2 separate regions of the Homo sapiens genome follow, and region 1 is linked to region 2. Evidence: read pairs that join two places in POLR2A ChIA-PET (ENCODE). Cell type or tissue: OCI-LY7. All regions are shown on one strand.

The links. ChIA-PET counts read pairs that join two places held together with the same protein. Peaks named below come from ENCODE experiments on the same cell type or tissue, not always from the same donor. Only the 100,000 strongest peaks of a DNase experiment are listed, where the experiment ranks them.
Region 1: POLR2A ChIA-PET joins it to region 2 with 12 read pairs; 5 of 35 experiments call an interaction of 5 or more read pairs at or near these places.

Annotation. Positions count from the first base shown.
Region 1 is chr2:230,211,781-230,214,280 of GRCh38, reverse strand. It overlaps SP110 (SP110 nuclear body protein), which reads left to right. Exons shown (of 19, transcript NM_080424.4): 4 at 1,254-1,520; 5 at 1,851-1,934. It also overlaps a transcript of SP140 not described here. Among named protein-coding and RNA genes, the nearest start is that of SP110, 7.0 kb to the left of the region's middle. In OCI-LY7, no CTCF peak of the experiment used is centred here; no DNase peak of the experiment used is centred here.
Region 2 is chr2:230,069,631-230,072,130 of GRCh38, reverse strand. The region is part of intron 1 of LOC107985995 (a long non-coding RNA gene); the gene reads right to left. Among named protein-coding and RNA genes, the nearest start is that of SLC16A14, 2.0 kb to the right of the region's middle. In OCI-LY7, no CTCF peak of the experiment used is centred here; no DNase peak of the experiment used is centred here.

The DNA.
Region 1 (2,500 bases), 140 kb before region 2:
AATCGCAAACATAGCCACAGAAAGAGAGGGTCTGAGAAAGAATGGATCATGAAGTACGTAGAGAAAGAAAAGAGACTGGATAAATAAAGGAGTAGGAAAAAGAACAGTGGCAGAGTTGGGAAGAAATCAGCCAGGGAAAGAGAGAGGCAGTAAAGTCATTTTAGGTTGGAAGTAAAACACTGTGGCCAAATCACATGTTCACTTACCTCAGAACAACAAGCAAAGGACCACCAGCTCACATTGGATATTTTCATTAGTGGAATCACCATTGTTGACAGTTCCTCCTTTGCTCTCTGACACTTCACCATCAAAAGGCTTCCCCCTGAAGGGAGAGATGATTTCTTGAGCTACATGGACAGTGAAAGGGGCAAGTCCACCTCCAGGTAGGGGCAGCTACAGAGGGCCCACTGTCCTGGCAGCATCTGGGCAATACTAGGAGAGGCATGGCCTTAAAGGCTATGGTAAGAACATCTGAGAACCATGGGGACCCACACACTGATGTGCCCCTGACCTGGCTGAGCTTCAGTCATCTTCCGGGATCTTCAACCTGATGATTTTGTTCTGAATCCCTTTCCAAAATTTGAAGTTACTTTCCTTTTTCCATTCACTGGTTGAGACCATTTACTTCTGAAATAAATGATGGAGAAGAATCTTAAGAGAAACCCAGCACTAGCCATGCAAGGGAATAGCATGCAGAAAGCCAAGGGTCTGGGGTATTGTGGATGGGAGAGAAAGCTGGGTGTGACCAGATCACAGGGTACAATAGAAGGCACAGAAGCTGACTCTGCAGAAATGAGCAGAAACCAGAATATAAATGTCCTAATACACCCTGCTAAGGAATTTTTATTTTCTCTTATTTGCTTCGGGGAAGTATGATCTGTTTATTTATTAAAACAGAGACCTCTTTTAAAACTATAGCATGTTCATTATTGACTAAATTATATGACACCAAGATTAAAGAAAAGTTAAACCCCTGGGTACAAACCCAAACTCAACTTTTATGTGTGAAACCATTTTGGTATTAGATCAGGGCTTAGATGCACTTATTGTAGCACTCAATGCCCAAACCAGATAAATAAAATATTAAGGGGCCACAAATGGATAATGATGACAATGAATCAGTTCTCTGCACCTGGGGGACAATGAATAGCTCCATGCCCCCATCCTATTGGAAGGCATGTATTAAGAAATCCCCTTCCCCAAGTAATTCTGAGTCTCCAGGGTACTGATGTGTGTCCCTTCACCAATCCCAGTTGGTGCTTCCTATGAATGGCAGAGCAGAGACACACCAATCCTACTTGAAGCCCCAACTGGCCTAGCAGAAGGAAGCTCCCTCCATACCCCACTGGCGCTGCCCCCACCACAACCCCCTCAACCAAGCTGTTCACCCTGTGCGCCAAGAGTCAGTGAGCCTGGAACATCCTCCCAGCAAAGCGATGAGATCCTGAGTGAGTCGCCCAGCCCATCTGACCCTGTCCTGCCTCTCCCTGCACTCATCCAGGAAGGAAGAAGCACTTCAGGTGAGAAACAGATCCCATCCAACACCTGTATATCCTCAGCCTAAGGTGCCTGTGCCATGTTGCCGCCAATCCCAGCATCTTGACTTTTATTGTCCTAGTTCTTCTCTTGCACCCATCTACCCAAACACAACCCTTTTCAAGAGGGATTATGAGCACTGCCGGGGGGTGGGTAAGACCTAGAGTCCAGAACACCTGCTTCCCACTCCCGGGACATTCCAACCCTCTGCCCTTGTGCCTTGATGCTCTATCTGCCCCAGGCACTTTTAACATTCACTCTTCTCCCTGACATCCAGTCCCTGCAATCTGTAATAATTTCCTTTCCTCCTTCAGTGACCAATGACAAGTTAACATCCAAAATGAATGCGGAAGAAGACTCAGAAGAGATGCCCAGCCTCCTCACTAGCACTGTGCAAGGTAACACTGACTGGGGCTGATACCGCTTAGCTCAAGGTGACTGTGAAGGGAGAACATGCGTCTGCCAACCAAGAGGCTATGGTGGGAACCCTGGGAAAAAGAACTGAGCAATACAAAGGAAAAGAAACAGAAGGGGCCAATTCACCAACGCAGCAATGCAAAACAAACCAACAACCAAAACACCATTCTGAATTGACAAGTAACCTGCGTAACACTCACACTAGTGACCCTTAGCTGATTCCTCACCCCCACCTGATTATGGGGGCCTTAGAGTTTCAACATTCTTCATTTTTATATGGTTTGGATTCTAAGAACAATGTTATCAAAATTACTAGAAAAGATGATAAAATGTTTAAAGGTCTGCTAGACCTAATATTTAGCTTCTCAAATTGTATCACTTGTCCTCCCCAAACCATCATCATAATGGAGTTTGATTACATTAAACGTAAGAATGGTATGATATTGGGCATTGTCAAAAATGATACCATGGATTCTGAGCTCTCCAGTACTGAGAAGAGGGGTCCTCTTCGATCCAAATAATATTGCATCCACTCCTCTAATACCTA
Region 2 (2,500 bases):
GCATGTGAATTAGTTTACATTCTTAAGATGTAAGGTTGTTAGCTAATGCAATTCAATTAAAGGTAAGATTGCTATTGAGAGAAAATATATAATTTGCCTAAAAATCAAGGGAGAATGTCAGGTTTCTCTACTTCAGATACATGAAAAGAGTTTAGCGCTTATATTTTACATTCTAATTGAAGATGGATTTTTTTTTTTTTTGAGACAGAGTGTCGCTGTGTCACCCAGGCTGGAGTGCAATGGCGCTATCTTGTCTCACTTCAACCTCCGTCTCCTGGGTTCAAGCAATTCTCCTGCCTCAACCTCCTGAGTAGCTGGGATTACAGGCACCCACCACTACGCCCTGCTAATTTTTGTATTTTTAGTAGAAATGGGTTTTCACCGTGTTGGCCAGGCTGGTCTCAAGCTCCCGACCTCAGGCGATCCGCCCACCTCGGACTCCCAAAGTGCTGGGATTACAGGCATGAGCCACTGCGCCTGGCCTGATAGTGGATTTCTATTTATTTAACCCAGACATACCAACTTATGGGTCACAGTCCTCTTTGCTTTGGGCCTGTCCTCAATCCACCTGTGTCACTGAGAGACCAACAGACAGGTAAGAGCAGTGAAACTTATGAAGACAAAATAATTGATCAGAAAAGCCTTCATGGTCCAGAGTAGAAGCTTCTCAGAGAGCCAATTAAAGACTGCCTGGGTGTGTGGAGGTGGGACAAGGATTACAAAGCAGCACAAGGAAAATTTTGGAGTCATTTGATTGAGGTGGTAGTTCCATAGACGTGCTGTAACTCATCGAATTGTACACTAAATATGCATAGTTCATACGAGATCCATCCTACCTCCATATGCTGAAACTCATCAAATTGGACACTAAATATGCACAGTTCATATGAGATCCATCATACCTCCATAAGTGGGCAAGTTTTCAGAGAAAAAAAAAACAGACTTAAAAATCTTACAGACTTCTTTTCCAACAAAATGGATCATCGGCAATTGAAGTGCTTGTCAGGAACCCTAATCTTGCTGTCAAAAGCCTGCTTGAAATGAGTGGATATGAGAGGCACCGCCCAAGGGAACACTAACCATCCAGTTGCCCGTGTTCTTATCAGCAAAAGTAAGATATGTAAACCACTGAAGCCTAGCACCTCATCAAAATGCCCTCACTTGGCCACAATTTCTCACAATTTTCTCAAAATTTTTTTTTCTTTTTTTTTTTTGAGACAGAGTCTCACTCTGTTGCCTAGGCTGGAATGCAGAGGCACGATCTCAGCTCAAGGTTCAAGCGATTCTCGCCTCCCAGATTCAAGCAATATCGTGCCTCAGCCTCCCAAGCAGCTGGAATTACAGGCAGGCGCCACCACACCCAGCTAATTTTTGTGTTTTTAGTAGAGACGGGGTTTCACCATGTTGGCCAAGCTGGTCTTGAACTCCTAGCCTCAAGTGATCCACCCGCCTTGGCCTTCCAAAGTGCTGGGATTACAGGCGTGAGCCACTGTGCCCAGCCTCAATAATTTTTAAATCAAGAGTTGATATAAGATTAGCTGGGCATGGTGGCACGCTCCTATAACCCCAGCTACTTGGGATGCTGAGGCAGGAGAATTGCTTGAACCTGGGAAGCAGATGTTGTAGTGAGCCAAGATTGCCACTGCACTCTAGCCTGGGTGACAGAGTGAGATTCCATCTCAAAAAAAAAAAAAAAAAAAAAGAGAGACAGAATTGATATAAGAAATAGCAATATAGGCCGGGTGCAGCGGCTCATGCCTGTAATCCCAGCACTTTGGGAGGGTGAGGCAGCCAGATCACTTGAGTCCAAAAGGTCAAGACCAGTCTGGGCAATATAATGAGACTCCGTCTCTATAAAAAGTCAAAAAAATTAGCCAGGCATGGTGGCGTGTGCCTGTAGTCCCAGCTACTCAGGAGGCTGAGGTGGGAGGATCACCTGAGCCCAGGAGGTTGAGGCTGCAATGAGCTGTGATCATGCTACTGCACTCCAGCTTGGGTGACCGAGGAAGGCAATGTGAAATACATGTGAATTTTTTTTCAAAGAAACGAAAAAGAAGGAAGAAAAGAAAAAGGAAAAGAAGAAAGAAGGAAATCTGTGGTAGGCAGAATAATGGTCTCCCAAAGATGTCCACATCCTAATCCCTGGAACATGTGAATTTGTTACCTTACATGGCAAGAGGGGAATTAAGGTTGCAGATGGAATTAAGGTTGCTAATCAGCTGACCTTAAAATAGAGAGATTATCTGGATTATCTCATTGGACTCAATGTAATCCCCAGGGTCCTTAAAAGTGGACAGGGGTGGGGGCAGAAAAGGGGAGACAAGGCAATGTGAGTATGGAAAGAAGACAAAATGACGCAGCAGTGCTGGCTTTGAAGATGGAGGAAGAGCCACCAGCCAAGGAATGTGGGCGGCCTGCAGAAGCTGGTGGCTCTCCCCTACAGCCACGAGAAGGAACACAGCCTTCAAGGTGGCCAACACCATGATCTCAGCCTAGTATG